Linked DNA regions of Homo sapiens: region 2 is linked to region 1. Evidence: read pairs that join two places in POLR2A ChIA-PET (ENCODE). Cell type or tissue: Panc1. All regions are shown on one strand. Each heading gives the region's core, and the rest is flanking DNA. Links, peaks and the distances in the headings are about the cores only. Region 1 overlaps RYR1 (ryanodine receptor 1). Region 2 overlaps ACTN4 (actinin alpha 4).

Region 1 (9,418 bases), core at 118-8,117:
CTCCAGACCCCACCCACATCCTTGAAGCCCCTCCCCCCGCCAGGCTCCGCCCAGAGACCCAGTAGAAAGACCCCTCCGGCCCCACCCACCTGGTCCAGGTAGTAGAGCACGGCTGACACTTCCTGGACTCTGCGCACGATTTTCTCGGGGTCATCGGCGTCCTCCTCGCGACCCGGGACGCCCCGGTACAGAGCCATCTGCCAGCGCAGAGACGGGGAGCCTTCGACCTGAAGGGAGGAAGAAGGAGTGGCCGGCGTGAGGGACCCTTCCCACAGTGTCCGCCGGATGTCCCCTTTCCGTTTTTGGGAGGACTCAATGGGTGAGTGCATGTTGAGGCCTTTCTTCTTCTTCATCTTTTTGTTTTGAGACGGAGCCTCGCCCCATCACCCAGGCTGGAGTGCAGTGGTGCGATCTCAGCTCACTGCAACCTCTGCCTCCTGGGCTCAAGCGATTCTCCTGCTTCAGCCTCCTGAGTAGCCGGGACTACAGGCACCCGCCATCACACCCAGCTAATTTTGTACTTTTAGTAGAGACGGGGTTTCACCACGTTGGCCAGGCTGGTCTCGAACTCCTAACCTCAGGTGATCTGCCCGCCTTGGCCTTCCAAAGTGTTGGGATTACAGGCATGAGCCATTGTGCCCGGCCTAATTGTTGTATTTTTAGTAGAAACATGGTTTCGCCACATTGGCCAGGCTGGTCTCAAACTCCTGACCTTTGAGGTCTTTCTTCAATGCCTGGTCTTTGGTAAATGCTCAAACCTTCACTAATATTGTGGTTACTTTCTGACTTGCTTCTTTTGCTTGCAGAGGAAGGAGGCATACCTTTCCCTGAAGGTGAAGGTTGTTGTGCAGAAATTCCCGGACCTCCTCATCTGTGTCTTTCTGGGGAGACAGAGCCAGGCTGGGTCACTCTGGAGGTCCCATCCTCCTTCCTGACCCACAACCCTTTCCTTCCAGGCCCAGCACCCCAGGAACTGAAGAGGTTTTTCTGGGGTGGGGGTGGGGGTCTGAGAGAAACAAAAGGATGCAGAGGTTGACGGGGTCAGAAGGGGTCCTAGAGGGGCCGGAGGGTCACAGAGTCACCTTGAAGATACAGTAAGGATTCGAGGGGCCTCGTGGAGGTCTGGGAAGAGGCAAAGGGTGACAAGAGGATCTCATCAAAGGTCAAATATGGCCAAAGAGGGATGACTGGGGGGTCAGAGTGGGGCAGGGAGTCTTTGAAGATCAGAAGGGGTCAGCAGAGGTCATGGGGGATCACGTAGGTCAACGGAGTCACTGGTTACACAGGGGCCAAAGGGGGCATCAGCAGGGTGGGGGTTCACTGGGGTTCTAGGACGGGGAGCCCTCAAGGACCAAGGTGAGGGGTCCATGGAGCCCTGGAGGGCTCTCTGGCGTCCTGGCAGGACTCAGCAGTCCTGGGAGGTGCCTGAGGTTCTGAGGGAAGGGGTGTCCTGGTGGTAGCAGGGGAGAAGTCGGTGGTCTTTAGGGGTCCAGGGGGTTAGTAGGTTGTCAGGGTGTTGGTGTGGTCCTGGGGGGAGGGCTATAGGGGTCTTGGGGCAGAATCCTGGGAGGGTTCCTTAGAGTCCCTGAAGCTGGAAAGGATCGGAGAGGAGGGAGATTGTCCTTGTTGTCCCACACAAGGGGTAAGTGGGGTCCCGGGAGGCCTCCTTGATATCCCAGCAAGCTTAAGAGGTTCTACAGCCCGGGTATTTTGGTCTCCAGGACAGTTGAGACCTCAGAGGTTTGGGTACAGTCCCGGGCTTGGGGTTCATGGATCCTGGGGAGTTATGCAGGGTCGCAGGGCTCCCTGAGCCCCTGAGAGTCTTGGGGGCTTAGTTGGGCTTCAACAGGGCCCAGGTGTCAGCAGGGTCCTGAAGGAAAGGGATGGTGAGCCAAGGGCTCAGCAGGAACCCAGAGGTTCAGTCTTGGCAGGGAGGGAAGGAGGGGTCATGAGGGTCTCAGTAGGTCCCAAGGGGCTTGAAGGGGCCTTGGTGGAGGGTTCAGAGGATCTCAGGGGCTCATCTTGTTGGGGGGACTCTCAGGGTCTCAGCAGGTTTGGCATGGTCCGGTGGGGGGGCAGTGGGGTCCTGCAGTCCTCATGCGGGTCCCAGGGGTCCTAGAGCTTTTCTAGGTTTCAGTGAGGGCTCTTAGGTCTGTGGTGCCCTGGCAATATCTTGAACGGGGTCCTCAGGGCATCCCAGGGGCACAGTGAGTCCTCAGCATCCCGGAAAAGAACTCAGTGGGGTCTGAAGGGAAGGCTCCCAGGGACCTGGGGGGCTCAGTGGCATTGTGGTTGTTCCCTAAGGTCCCAGGGGTTCAGTGGGTGCTGGGCGGCATCCTGGAAGGTTCCGAGGACGGGGCTGGGCAGGCACCAGGGCGTAACGGGTCTTGGCCAGCGTGATGAGGTCTTGGTCGGTGGGCGCACACATATTCAGGCCGATGGGCAGCATCTTCTTCAGTGTGGCCACGATCAGTGACGTCTGCACAGAGTACCGGTCCCCCCGGCGCTTCTTCTTGGTGCGTTCCTGGTCCGAGCCACCGGACTGTGGGGACACAGGGCTCAGCACCAGCCCAAGCCCCAATCCCATGCCTCAGCCCCAACCCGCGGCCATCATCCACACCCCAGGCCCCAGTCTGGACACCAGGCACTCCCTCCCCAACTGCCGACGACACCTCAATTTCCACCCCAGACTTGCTGACTCTACACTTCAGGCCCACAGCCATGACCGGAGACCCTCCAGACCCAAGTCCACAACCCAAATTCCCAGTTTCTTGTTTTTTAAACAAATTTATTTTTAGAGATGGTGTCTTGCCATGTTGCCCAGGCTGGACTTGAACTCTTGGCTTCAAGTGATCCTCCTGCCTCAGCCTCCCAAGTAGCTGGGACTACAGGCACATACCACCATGCTTGCCTGGCTCCAATTTCTAACCCAGGCCCATCCAGATTTTCCCCCGTTCTGGGCCTGTCTCAACTTCTAGCAGTCCTCTTCCAGAATCCCCTAGGAACCCCAGTACAATACCCCCTCCACAGCATGCACAACCCCACACTTCACATCCCAAAACCAAGTTCTCAAGAATGAAACAAAGATGCAGGTCCACAAAGAGTTCAAGCGACAAGAGAAGTTGCAAGAAAAAGACACTGAGAGACTGAAAAAGACAAGGAGACAGGAAGACCAAAGATGCAAGAGACATCCAGAAAGATCTGGAAGCAGAGACACAGGGCACAGAGTCCCACAGCCGTGTTCTGGAGCCTTGGGTGCAGACCCGGGGCCAGGGCCACCCCAGTCACGCCAGCGAGAAGCCCTGATGACAAGCTTTTGGGCAGAGCCACATCCACGCCGGCTGGCAACTTTGAGCATGACCCCTGTGCCAGGCACTGCTGCAGGCCACACATGCAGCTTCTCCCTGAGTCCTCGCAGAGCCCTGGGGTGGGGGCTGCTGGCTGGATGCCCTCAGAGGCTCAAAAGGATGACCCCAACCAAGGTCACACGGCTAACTATCAAGACAGGATTCTAACCCCAGTCCATACAGTCCAGAGCCCAAGCTTTAAACCATCCACGGCGAGGGTGCTGCCCCCTCCCCAACCATGCTCCGTGTGCCTCTCCCACCCCCATTACCCTTGACCTCAGCCCACGATGCTTTGGTAAAAGCTGAGAGTTGCTCTTTTTTTCTTTTTTTTTTTTTTTTTGGGAACAAAAGTCCAGAAAAAAAAAAGGAAAGAAGAAAAAGAAAAGAAGTCAAATTGCCAAAAGCTGAGGGTTGGGATGGGAACGGATGGGGGTGGTGGGGAGGGAAGGGAAGGGAAGGAGGATGGGTGGGGGCTGGGAGGGGAGGACGGGGGTGGGGAACAGAAGCAGGGGTTTTCTCGAGGCGGGGGCGTGCAGAGGCTGGGGGAAGAGGGCATTAGCCAAGAGACATGCGGAAGGTCCCAGATGTGGGGCTGACCTGTATATCTCCCGCCTGCTTCACCGGACCGCAGACAGAGACAAGAAGGGTTACCCCAGCCCCGCAGAGAAGCCCAGGCCCAACTCCAAGTTGCCAGCACCCCACCTCCTCTGCCCCACCCGCCATGTATTCTCTAGCTGGGCATTTCCAGGCCTTGGCTCGGGGTGGGGGGTCGTTCTCTGAGACCTGAGAAGGGCAGTGCTGAGAAGGATAGGGAGGAAAGCAGGAAATGGGGTAATGGGGAGAGGAAGAAAGAAATGGAAGAGGGGGAAAATGGGGAGGAGGAGGAGGAGGGAAATGGGAGGAGAGAGAGGCTTGGAGAAGAGGAAAATGGAGAGGAGGGAAATGGGAGGAGGGAGAAGATACAGGAGGAGGAAGGAGACAGAGATGAGAGAAGAGGGAGATGGAGAGGAGGAGGGAGATGGGAGGAGGGAGAAGATACAGGAGGAGGAAGGAGCTGGGGAGGAAGGGAGAGGGAGAGGAGGTAAGAGGGGCTGCTCTGAGGACTGCAGGGATTGCGCCCAGGACGGGCTGGCTGGGTGAGGACAGGCCAGGTAGGAAGTCCTAGAGGGTGCTCCCGCCCTCTCTGCCAAGTGCTCCTCCCAGAACCAAGCCCCGACCTTAGCCATTTTGCTTTTGTTGTCAGCAGTCAGGAAGGACATGTTGTTGATCTCATTCTGGACCACAAAGTTCTGCTCCTCGCGCTTGAAGTTCTGGTGGGGGAAGCAGTGTTGCAGACCGGACAGGTGAAGGCAGGCGCCTGTGGGCTGCGGCTCCTCTGGTTGTGGGGAGGGCGGTTGGGGTGGGCACTCACGTGGGACTTGGACCAGTAGATGAAGATCTCGCCCACCATCCTGAACAGCTCCTCCGCGCTGGGATTCGGCTCCGTCAGCCACTGCGCCCTGGGGTCAGCGGAGGGGAGGTGAGGGAGGGGGTGGGGATCCCAGGGAAGGGGGCTGCCCAGAGAGAGATCTTGGAGGAGGAGATGGGGACCAGGAGACATCCAGTCAGAGGGATGGGGTTTCTAGGGTCATCTGGCCATGCAGATGAACATTAAAAAAATTTTTTTTCTCTGTCTCAGCCTCCCGAGTAGCTGGGACTACAGGGGCCCGACACCACACCGGGCTAATTTTTGTATTTTTAGTAGAGACGGGGTTTCACCATGTTGGGCACGCTGGTCTTGAACTCTTGACCTTACGTGATCCACCCACCTCGGCCTCCCAAAGTGCTGGGATTACAGGTGTAAGCCACTGTGCCCAGCTGAACATTTAAAATTTTTTAACGATCCATTCTCTCTCTCTCTCTCTCTTTCTTTCTTTCTGAGACAGGGTCTCAATCTGTCAGGCTGGAGTACAGTGATGCGATCTCCACTCACTGCAACCTCAACCTCCCAGGCTTAAGTGATCCTCCCACTTCAGCCTCCCTGAGTAGCTGGGACTACAGGTGCACGTCACCATGCCCAGGCCTGGCTAATGTTTTATTTTATTTTTTGTAGGAAGAGGGTCTCCCTAGGTTGTCCAGGCTGGTCTTGAACTCCTGGGCTCAAGAGATCCTCTTTCCCTGACCTCTCAAAGTGCTGGGATTACAGGTGTGAGCCACCTTCCCTGGCCTGACTATTCCTTTTTTAAAAAACTTTGTCTAACCTTTTCATCGAAATACATAAATATAATACATGCATGCAATACATAGACACACATGATACATACATATGTATTATATAACCTACATATTAAGAAATATCAACCTGGTGAATTATCACAAATGAACACACTTGTGTAGCCAGCACCGAAGTCAAGAAATAGGACATTTCTGGTCCCTGGAAGTACTATCATGGCCCCTCCCAGCCACTCCCCCTTCCTCCTCCTGAAAAATCATCCATATTCTAACTTCTAGGCTAAAAACTTTTTAAAATTTTTTCTTTCAGCTGGGCGCAGTGGCTCATGCCTGTAATCCCAGCACTTTGGGAGGCCGAGGCGGGCAGATCACGAGGTCAGGAGATCGAGACCATCCTGGCTAACACGGTGAAACCTCATCTCTACTAAAAAATACAAAAAAATTAGCCGGGTGTGGTGGCAGGCACCTGTGGTCCCAGCTACTCAGGAGGCTGAGGCAGGAGAATGGCGTGAACCCGGGAGGTGGAGCTTGCAGTGAGCAGAGATCGCACCACTGCACCCCAGCCTGGGCGAGACTCCATCTCAAAAAAAAAAAAAAAAATTTTCTTTTTTTCTTTTTTGAGACAGGGTCTCGCTCTGTCGCCCAGGCTGGAGTGCAGTGGTGTGATCTCAGCTCACTGCAACTTCTGCCTCCCAGGTTCCAAGTGATTCTCCTGCCTCAGCCTCCCACTCAGGAGTACTTAGCTGGGACTACAGGTATGCGCCACCACGCCCGGCTAATTTTTGTATTTTCAGTAGAGACAGGGTTTTTGCATGTTGCCCAGGCTGGTCTCAAACTTCTGAGTTTGAGACTGAGTTTGAGTGATCCACTCTCTTTGGCCACCCAAAGTGCTGGGATTACAGTCACGAGCCACTGCACCCAGCATAAAATTTCTTTTTTTTTTGAGACAGGGTCAGAATCTAAGTAGGTTCACATATTTTATTTTATTCATTTACTTGTATTAAAAAAAAACAAACCTTATTGAGACAGGGTCTATCTCTGTTGCCCAGGTTGGAGTGCAGCGGTGTGATCATAGCTCACTGCAGCTTTGACCTCCTGGGCTCAAACGATCCTCCCACCTCAGCCTCCCAGTCCCAGCCTGAGGCAAGGACTACAGGTGTGTGTCACCATGCCTGACTAATTTTTGTATTTCTTTTCTTTTTTTGTAGAGACAGGGTCTAGCCATGTTGCCTAGGCTGGTCTCAAATTCCTGAGCTCAAGTGATCCTCCCGCCTCAGTCTCTCAAAGTGCTGGGATTACAGTTGTAAGCCACTGCACCCGGCCCCAAACTTATTCTTATCTGCTCGTGAACATTAAACAGATGGTAAAATATGTAGTTTATTTCTTGGTTTTCTGGCTTCTTTCATTCCACCTAACATTTGTGAAAGCCAATCACATTGTGCATAGAAACAACTTGTTCACTCCCACTGCCGTGGAGTCTTCTGTTGTATGAATAAACCACAATTTGTTCATATTTACTGATTGAAAAATTGAACTATATCCAACAGCAGAGAATGTCACACGACCACCAAGACAAAAGAGGTGAATCTATACATCTTTTTTTTTTTTTTTTTTTTTTTTTTGAGGTGGAGCCTCGCTCTGTTCCTAGGCTGGAGTGCAGTGACACGATCTCAGCTCAGTGCAACCTCTGCCTCCCAGGCTCAGGCGATTCTCCTGCTTCAGCCTCTGGAGTAGCTGGGATTTCAAGCCTGCGTCACTACGCCTGGCTAATTTTTGTATTCATAATAGAGACAGGGTTTCGCCACGTTGGCCAGGCTGGTCTCAAACACCTGACCTCAGGTGATCTGCCCACCTCGGCCTCCCAAAGTGCTGGGATTACAGGCATGAGCCACCACACCCGGCCTATATGTCTTTCATGGTGTATTGTTGTGTTAAAAAAAAAAAAAAAGCAGCTAAGTGTGGTGGCTCACTTCTGTAATCCCAACACTTTGGGAGGCTGAGGTGGGAGGATCACTTGACCCCGGGAATTCAAGACCAACCTGGGCAACATAGTGAGACCCCATAAAAATACAAGAATTAGCCGAGCATGTTGGTGTGAGTCTATAATCCCAGCTACTCAGGGGCAGAAGCAGAGGATCGCTTGAACCCAGGAACCGAGGCTGCAGCAAGCCATGATCATGCCACAGCACTCCAGCCTGGGCAACAGAGAGAGACCCTGTCTCAATAAAAAAAAAAAAAAAAAAAGCAAACTATTCCTTACGGTGTTGTGCATAGTGACAAAGAAATCGACACAATCTAAATGTCCAGCATTAGGAGAATGATTTAAAAAAAATCACACTGGCCAGCTGCATTGGCTCACAGCTGTAATCCCAGCACTTTGGGAGGCCGAGGCAGGCAAATCATGAGGTCAAGAGTTCAAGACCAGCCTGGCCAACATGGTGAAAATCTGTCTCTACTAAAAATACGAAACTTAGCTGGGCGTGGTGGCATGCACCTGTAATCCTAGCTACTGGGAAGGCTGAGGCAGGAGAATCACTTGAACCCGGGAGGTGGAGGTTACAGTGAGCCGAGATCGCGCCACTGCATTCCAGCCTGGGCAATAAAGCGAGGCTCTGTCTCCAAAAACAAAAACAAACAAAAAAAAACCCAAAAACCAAAAACAAAAAGAAACAAACAAGTGGGCTGGCTGTCGTTGGACCAATGTGCTCAAAGCCAGAAGAAACCAGGAGGAAGAGTCAGAAGGTTGGTGGGGCCAGAGCATTGGAAGAAGTTTCTAGCCAGTCAGGAGGCGGAGATCAGATGGGGCTGGAGGACGTGGGAGGTCGGGGCGGAGGGCATGGGGACAGCGGGGCCCCGCTGACCTGTTGTTGTCCACGTAGCGGATGAGCAGCGGATACAGGGCGTAGAGGTCCCGGCAGAGCACAGAGAACTCGTCCCGCACCAGCAGCTCGCCCTCCTGGGCCTCCGCCTTGGCCTCCAGGCGCAGCTGCTCCTCCTCGGACACCACCTTCCCTGCCCTCTTGCGCAGCCGCCCGATAGTTGGGATGAAGTGGGACTGCAGGAGCTCCGGCCGTGCACGGCTCACAATGGGCTGTGCGAACACTGCAGGGGTGCGATGGGCTCTGATGCCACCTCCGGCCTCTGACACAGGCCCCAAACTCCGTTCCCAGCCCGACTCCCAAACAGCATCTCCAACCTAGCAGCTGCCATTTGACCCCAGCCTGACCCTAACCTTGGATATAGTCCCTGAACACTGATCCCAGCCATAGCCCCTAACCTGAACCTAAGACCCAGTCCCTATCCTGTGACCCCAGCCTGGCACAAATCCCTGACCTCTGACCCCCAACAACAGACGCCTCACCTGTTACCTAACTTTTTTTTTTTTTTTGAGACAGAGTTTCACTCTTGTCACCCAGACTGGAGTGCAATGGCGCAATCTTGGCTCACTGCAACCTCTGCCTCCCGAGTTCAAGCGATTTTCCTGCCTCAGCCCCGAGTAGCTGGGATTACAGGCGTCTGCCACCACACCCAGCTAACTTTTGTATTTTTGGTAGAGATGGGGTTTCACCATGTTGGCCAGGCTGGTCTCGAACTCCTGACCTCAGGAGATCCACCCGCCTCGGCCTCCCATAGTGCTGGGATTACAGGCGTGAGCCACTGCACCTGGCCTGTTACCTCACCCTTAACTAGCATGACCCCTGACCCCAATCTTTAACCTCTGACCTGGCCCATACCCAGAGTCTTACCTCACTATGTGATTTCTGGCTATGACCCCAAGGTTGTGAATGGGCTTCTTACCCCAGCCTCTGGCCCCTTACCCTGGCCTCTGATCCCAGCTCCTGATTTCTAGGTTGACCCTG
Region 2 (8,000 bases), core at 1-8,000, 140 kb before region 1:
GGACTGTGGGGCTAGTACTCCAATCACAGGGACTCAATTAGAGTTTAGGAAAAAATGGCCTGAAGTTTTCAGGGATAAGTGTCCAAATTTGTTTCCAAGTCAACAAATTCATTGCACATCTACTATATCCCATTTTCCTGAAATCCATCAACTCTCCTATCAATAAGAAACGCTGCATTCAGGCTTTTCCATTTACAAAGATCTCAGGATGGATCTCTGTCACAAAACCTGGACTGCCAGTATCTTCCCAAAGTCAAATTTAAGAGATCAATCCTAAAGAAACTATTTCTGTCCATCTGCCACATGGGTACAAATTCTGAACTGGCAGTTCATTTATTAATAGAAAGCTGGCATTGTTCACCAGGTTATTGTGCGTGCAGAATGGCTGCCTCTGTAGAAAAGTGTTGCTTTGGGCTACCCAAAACAAACAAACAAAAAAACTTTCCACTATTTTGGTTCACAAAAACCTGAAGCCTAAAAATATGCAATATGGTGGGAGGAATTTTGAGGAGTCAACTCTTAATTATCTATGGTGATGGGAAAGGGGGAGGAGTCCGGAGGCTGGAAAACCACAGCTAAAGCAAACCCTTTTTACTACCATCCACTTCAACCACCTTTTATCAGAGCTGTCACTAAGGGGCAAAGTACAATTTTCTCGCTCCTAGTGAGAGGATTAAGCAGCAGCAATTCAGACAAGAGGAAAGGGGAGACTAGAGGAGAGGCAGAGACAGGGTCAAGACCATGCAAGGTTAGGGGTCACAAATGGGTAGCTCTTCACACCCAATAGGCCCTATTTTGTATGGCCTGCAGGTTTTTTTTTTTTTTTTTAAGTTGGAGTATTGCTCTGTCACCAGGCTGGAGTGCAATGGCGACATCTCAGCTCACTGCAACCTCCGACGCCCTGGTTCAAGGGATTCTCCTGCCTCAGCCTCCCGAGTAGCTGGGATTACAAGCACAAGCCACCACGCTCAGCTAATTTTTGTATTTTTAGTAGAGATGGGGTTTCACCATGTTGGCCAGGATGGTCTCAATCTCCTGACCTCGTGATCCACCCTCCTCAGCCTCCCAAAGTGCTGGGATTACAGGCGTGAGCCACTGTACCCGGCCAGGTTTTTAAGTTGAATGAAATGCCCCATAAAACTCTCCATTTCCAGCTTCGTGAAGTCCCAGGTCCCCATTCCCACCTGGCCACCATCAGCTAGAGCTCTGCAGTGGCCACCCCAGTCCCCACCCAGGCTACTTCCCTCCATTTTGTCACCTCACCTACCATGTGATAATCCAAGACCACAGTCCCTCAGCCCCAGGAGAAGAGAACCAGGTGCACACTCACATCCATTCTCCTCACAAGGGTCCAAATGACAGGATCACCTGCTCTGAGCAACAAGATACAGGCCGGCCTATCCTTGCTGTTCCTGAAAGGGGGCTGCATGTGGAGCTGCCCTGGCTTTGCTTCCACCTTCCTGTGACCTCCACCCCACCATGCTCTTGCACTCCCACAGATGGCCTGAAATCCCAGGTGGAAGTGGAGGGTGTTACGTGATCCCCAACTCCCTTGAGTGGAAACACCAAGTTTCCTAGAGGACCTAGGAGATGTTCTTTCCAGCCACCCTATCTGAATGGTGGGGCTGGGAGGGGCATATGGAGGAGAAAGGGGTGGCTAGGAAAATGTTAGAAATACCAGATACACTGGCTCTGGGGACCCCTGAGGAACGACCCCCTTCAGCTGCCAACACTTTCCAATTGGCGCTAAGAGTGAACAGCTATTTCCACTAAAGATCAGAAAAGGACTGAAGTTTCCATACATTGAAGACTGAGCCTTGAGATTCTTGGCTGGACTGCAATTGCCTCTCCCTCCTTCCCCCAACGCTTGCTTCCAGCTACCCAAGGAGTCTTTTGCTTGTGGAGCTAGTGAGCCAGCATTCTGAGTGACATATTCCAAAGTGTCCCCAAATAACAAAATCCCAGGGCTGCAACCATGAGGGTGTCAGCTCCGGCACTGTTACCAGCCTGTTAAAAAGTGGTGCAAACCTCACCAACTTCCTGAGGCCACGCTGGGCTCCGCTTCCTGGCAGTTACCACAAAAATGTGGCACCAAATGCAGCTACTAAAACAAGCAGCAGCTCGGGCAACCCAAGGGCCACCATCTTCCTAGGTGATGGCTAGGGATGGCTTCTGCCACCCACACCACAGTGATCTCCTCCCCAGCTACCTGTGCTCTAAGTAAAAACAGCATGCTTGCAGCTTCAAGACTAGTCCCCTACCCAGTCCCATCTACTCCAAACCAGACTGGGTCACCTATGCCTTTCCAATGTAGAAATTCTTCAGATGCCATTGACAGGGGACACCTCCAAACTCTAGTTTCCTTGGCCAGGAGATGCATCCTTCTTGCCTCCTTCTTGCCTCAATCTGTCATTCCTTTCCAGCAACATGCCCCAAGCCAGGAACTAAGAAAAAGCTGGATTTTGGCTGGGCGCGGTGACTCACGCCTGTAATCCCAGCACTTTGGGAGGCCAAGGCAGTGGATCACCTGAGGTCAGGAATTCGAGACCAATCTGGCCAACATGGTGAAACCCCGTCTCTACTAAAAATACAAAAATTAGCTGGGCACGGTGGCAGGCGTCTGTAATCCCAGCTAGTTGGGAGGCTGAGGTAGGAGAATCGCTTGAACCCAGGAGACAGAGGTTGCAGTGAGCCAAGTGCATACCACTGCATTTCAGCCTGGGCGACAGGGAGAGACTGTCTCGAAAAAAGAAAAAAAGCTGGATCCCAAGGTGACTCCTCAGCCCTGGGGAGCCTACGAAACCATACACCAAGAACCAAACACACAACTCTCCTGGAGGTCGATTTATAAGGGAGGCAGCTCTGAACACCTGAGCTCCGAGACACACAGAGCACATTGGAAAAACCCTTTTCAAACCCATGAAGGCGAAGTCAATGGGTTTACTTCAGTAAGTCAGTGAGCAGTAAAACAAGACCACATTTACATCTGCATATCGCCCTAACACTGTTCACTTCCATCATGCAATTCATTGTCCATCTTTTCTTTTTTTCTTTTTTCTTTTTTTGCGATGGAGTCTCACTCTCTTGCCAGGCTGGAGTGCAGTGGCACGACCTCGGCTCACTGCAACCTCCGCCTCTCAGGTTCAAGCAATTCCCCTGCCTCAGCCTCCTGAGTAGCTGGGACTACAGGCGCGCACCACCATGCCCAGCTAATGTTTTGTATTTTAGTAGAGACGGGGTATCACCATGTTGGCCAGGATGGTCTCAAACTCCCGACCTCGTGATCTGTGCGCCTTGGCCTCCCAAAGTGCTGGGATTACAGGAGTGAGCCACTGCGCCTGGCCCTTCATCGTCCATCTTTTCTTTAAGGACAGGGTTGGGTTGGTTTTCTTTCTTGTTGTATCTCCAAGCCTAATATGGTATCTGGGTAAATGTCAGGTGGATTGAAGAGAAAGAATATTAACAAATCACAGGATCTAGGATCACAGGAAACTTACATGGCTCTCCTGTTTAATCTTCAAACTTCCTTCTAAAGCTGTTAGGATGTTAGGAGGGGCACAGGAAGGGGGGCACTCTAACTGTATCCTGATCCTGCATTAGCATTTCAGAGGCCGTTGGTTCCATCAAGAAACTGGACTGTGCAAAGCATGAAATGAGACACCACATTACAACCTCATCTGAGTAATCACCCAGGGTTTATTTGTAATTCTAAGGAACAGGCACCTCCAGAGACATAACTCCTTCCTTAACCAGGCCTGGCTCTTCTGACTGCCTTCCGCCGTATAAATAGGAAGCCAGCTTGCATATTTTGCATTAATGCCTTCACGCAGGGCTGCTTTGAGTTTATTTTTGTTGCTTTCATTTTAAGACTGTGTTTATACCTCTTAGACTTCCAGCCAGAGGAAAAATGACAAGATACAAACCTTGTCCTTTTTTCAGGGACGCTCCAGACGGTTCCTGGAGGCACATGGGAAGATTAGCGACTCAGAGATGCCAAGTCACTGGCATTGGGTAGTTCTCCAAAATGGTTTTTTTTTTTTTTTGGTGGAAGAAACAGATACATCAGACTAGTCCAGCGTCTCAGTTTCCACACTTCATAACAATGGGGCACCGTGCACCTAGTGTCTAACTTACCACGCTGCCTTTGGGCCACAAATTCCATACTGTAACAGCCAATTACCCAAAACACTAAATAGGGAATGGCTCAAAAAAGGCTGTCTCTGAAAAAGCAGCAGCATTTTGATGAGCAAAAATAGTAAGAGAGGATTTTTTAAACTTAGAAAAACGAGGAAAGTTGAACCCAGCTAAGAATATTTCTGAGACACCCCCCACCCCTTGTGATTTTTCTCCCGCTAGGATTTTCCCTTGACTCGCCTCTTTAGAGACTGCTAAACACACACACACATACACACACTCATTTTTTAATCCCACCAACTCTCCTCGCCCCAAGGCCAGAGGCTTGGCGGTGACAGCTTCGAACAATGACATCACCCTAGGTTTGCCTCCTTGGCAGGGTCACCAATACTGTTTGCAGTCAATTTCCTGTAAAGGCTCTTTAAGGCAGGAAACTAGTCCTGTGCCTTGAGTCCTCCCCCTGTTCTGAGCCATCGTGTCAGGTCAAAACAAAGACTTTTTGTGTTGTTGTTTTTTTCCCCTTTTAGGAAAACAAGACTTCCCTGCACTTTTAATGAGCACCTTAATTACAAGCTAAAGAATTAGATATATTTACGGATGACCTCATGCTCGCTGATAATTAGCAATTTGAAAGACCTGGCACATCCCTAGACTCAGTTCTTTCTCCTTCACCCCCTCCCCCAAGCATTCAGGTTAATTACTAAGCTTGACCTTCCAAAACAAAGTGGGTTGGGCCCAGTCAGTCCCTACCTCCCCCAGAGCTCCCCAGCACCGAGGGGCTTGTTCCTCCCTCCCACTAAGTCAAGAATGGAAACTGCCTTAGAGAGGGTTGATTAGCCTGGGATAATGATCTAGGAGGGGTGACAGATTTCTGGGGGCCCCACTCTAAGTGTTGACAAGTTTTAATTAATGCCCAGGCTAATTGAACCCTGGCACAGTCAAGGGGAAGAAAACTGCTCATCTCAGAGGCAAGAAGTGTTTGGATATGCACAGTCCCAGCCGTGATGGCGGGGAGGTGTCTCCGAGCGGGCTCCCACTGCGGACCTGTGTGTACTTCGTGTTCTCCTGGCACGTGGATCCCACAACTGGAGATGCAGCTGACTCAGGCAGTTACTTTCCATACATTTTCTTGTGCTAGAAGGGTGTCAACAGCCTGATCAGGAAAGCGCAAACCGGGTGGCCTTCCCTTAGGGTCCTGCCTCAGGCCAACAATGGGCAGCTCCTGAACAAGGCTGCACCGCCCCACCCCCAGCCCCCATCGGTTGTCACTCCGTTGTAACATTTTCCAAATTTGCTTCAGGCCTGCACCCTGTTAGGGGAGAGGCTGGGAGGCGGACATTCTCCTCATTCTTTTGCCTTATTAGGTTGTGGATTTGATTGCTTTTGGGGGGGACAGGGGCGAAGTTGAAGAATGGCATCAGGAAGTGACCCCAGGAAAGGGGGGGGCGCGGGAGGAAGGAGGAAAAGGGAATGGAGCAGCAGGCGTGAGAAGCACTGTTGGGAAGAGGCCTGGAAGGGGCAGGGCTCCTCCAAGCCCTCTAGAAAGTCCCACGTTCCAGGTCGGCAGCTGGGCACAGGCTCCTGTGCACCTCTTGGCCCCATCTGACAGCATTTCTGGGCAGTTATTTTTAGGGTTATCAGTGGGAAGCCCTTCCTGCTTCTACATCACACACCAACTGAAGAGAGGGCAGCCTGACTCCAGGCTGTGGGATGTTTCTAACTTGAGTTGGACTTTGCTTTGCGGGGAAGGGGACCCAGGGAAAGAAGGGAACCCGGGGAAAGAGCCCCCCGGCTGATAGCAAACTTAGTAACAAGTTAAATTACTCATGAAAGAACCTTCCTGGCACTGCCTATGGCACATCCCAACACAAAATTGTTCAGGGCCTGTAACTCTGAAACAAGAAGCCACCTCCCAGATAATGAGGCCCAGATGGATGCAGGGGCTGGGGAGAGGGCTGCGTTAAGTCACTTGCTCAAGTGCCCACTGCCACTTGTTGGAGGGCACTTCTTCGAAGTTGCTGGCTGGGCTCAGGACTTGGCGCTTCCTGGGGAGCACTGGAGGAAAGGGGTGTATGTTTTGGTTTCCCACTGAGCTGCGTATTTCAGCAGGCCCCTTTGAGGGGGAGACTCAAGTAGCAGATCCCACCTGGATGCAGGACCATGTGCCATTGAAATCATTTTGGGAAGCTGCATTTATTGAGCACTTACAATGTACCAGGCACCAGAGTGCTTCCTGCGCACTATCACGTCTAATCCTCAAACTGAGGATAGGATGATGCCCCTTTTCAAAGAAGGACACTGAGGCTTAACCCCCGCCACCTGCCCAGGGTCGCACAGCCAGCCGGTGGTGGAGGAGGTGGGTGTGGAGCCCAGGTCGGCCTCCCTCCATGCTCTGGCCCAGCCTTCTTGCCACTGACACCTTTCACTACCTCCTAGTTCTGGGCAGTGGGGAGTGGGGGATGTCAAAGGCACTCTCCCACAGGAGCTTCAGTGCTCTCAACACCCCCTCCCGGGGTGCAGCTAGCTAACTGCTTGGGCCCAGGGACAGCCTGTGGTACTGCGAATCCCAGTGACATCTGAGCTGCCTCCTATCTTGGTGGGTAGGCTGGGTGCTATCAGCTAACCACCAGCTGAGCAGGTGGCTCCTCCCAGCCCCTGGGACCATGCAGGAAACTCTCTGATCCTGAATAGCCTTTAACTTCCCCAGAAAAAACTCTCCCAAAGTGGGAGTGAAGCAATACATGCCTCAAATACAAGTAATGAGCTCTAGGTTCTCTTCTCAAAACATGTCCACCTCCTTATCATCTATGCCTTTCAAAAAAGAGGAAGGCAGCATCTCATAAGGACTGCTGGGCAGGGCCTCCCCGGAAGTCTTAACCAGGTGGAAAAGGAAATAGGAACCGGCTGTGCTAATATCCCCCAGCCCTCTCCTTCATGGCACTGCAGTGCTCCCGTGCCCAGGCTGCAGGGACGGGCTCAATCCAGCAACACTCACCACCCTCGCTATCTCCACTGAATCCTTCTATGGTAAACCTACTGATGCTAGGCAGTCTAATCCTTTAGGATGGAGGCTGGAGTTCTCCTGGATGATTTCTGCCCCTACCTTACTTGCACGAACTGAGCTATATTACAGCTGTCATGTGTTATCTGAAGTGGGGAGAAACACATCTGAAACCACACAAAGAGGCAAGCGCCGCTACCCTAACCTTATCCCACAGTGGGACCAGAATGCAACTCGGTTTGTCGGTGTGGGGAAGGCAATATCAAGGACACTGCGGTATTTAAGTCACACATTTGGCCATGAGCATCTGAATGAGTTTAAAAAAAAAAACACAACACTGGAGTATTTCCTGGGATGGGAACGCTAAGTTCCACAAGCAGCACTAAGGCAGTTATTTAAAGAAAAGAATAGCACCTGGAAGCGTAGCTTGGCAGGCAGGAATAAACTGAAGGCAGCACACTCCTAGGCCACCCGCGTTGCAGGGCAACAGAGGAGCTGTGGCAACCCAGCCTCGCCAGCAGACTGGGAGCCGATCCCACTTCTCAATACAGGGCGGCCGTTCCGGCTGCGCGTGGTCATCTGGGCGGCAGTGTGCAGCACCACACGCCCTGAGGGGCTGAGACACAGGGCTTGGGGAGACCCTTGGACATGAGAAGGGAGTCTCTCCATTCTTTTTGTCGAAACCTGTGCTAATTCTGAAGAGGCCATCAGCAGGCTGAAAACATATGCCTCAGAAGGCACCCCCTCCCACCTGGGGAGAAGAGTCTGGCCCACTCACGATATCTGTGACAGTGACAGGACGCATGAATGGATACGGACCCAGAACGACAGGTCTGGCTATCACAGGTTCTAAGACATGGCCAAG

Evidence for each region. Peaks named below come from ENCODE experiments on the same cell type or tissue, not always from the same donor. Only the 100,000 strongest peaks of a DNase experiment are listed, where the experiment ranks them.
Region 2: POLR2A ChIA-PET joins it to region 1 with 17 read pairs; 4 of 35 experiments call an interaction of 5 or more read pairs at or near these places.

The regions. Positions count from the first base shown.
Region 1 is chr19:38,518,456-38,527,873 of GRCh38, reverse strand. RYR1 (ryanodine receptor 1) reads right to left here. Exons shown (of 106, transcript NM_000540.3): 67 at 8,420-8,660; 68 at 4,759-4,846; 69 at 4,565-4,657; 70 at 3,945-3,959; 71 at 2,372-2,542; 72 at 822-881; 73 at 90-227. Among named protein-coding and RNA genes, the nearest start is that of MAP4K1-AS1, 73 kb to the left of the region's middle. In Panc1, for the core only: no CTCF peak of the experiment used is centred there; no DNase peak of the experiment used is centred there.
Region 2 is chr19:38,663,750-38,671,749 of GRCh38, reverse strand. The region is part of intron 1 of ACTN4 (actinin alpha 4); the gene reads right to left. Among named protein-coding and RNA genes, the nearest start is that of ACTN4, 20 kb to the right of the region's middle. RefSeq lists enhancers at 3,674-3,753, 4,592-5,281, 5,347-5,641, 5,282-5,971, 5,972-6,661 and silencers at 4,727-5,021, 5,347-5,641. In Panc1, for the core only: no CTCF peak of the experiment used is centred there; no DNase peak of the experiment used is centred there; H3K4me3 peaks cover 3,176 bases; H3K27ac peaks cover 8,000 bases.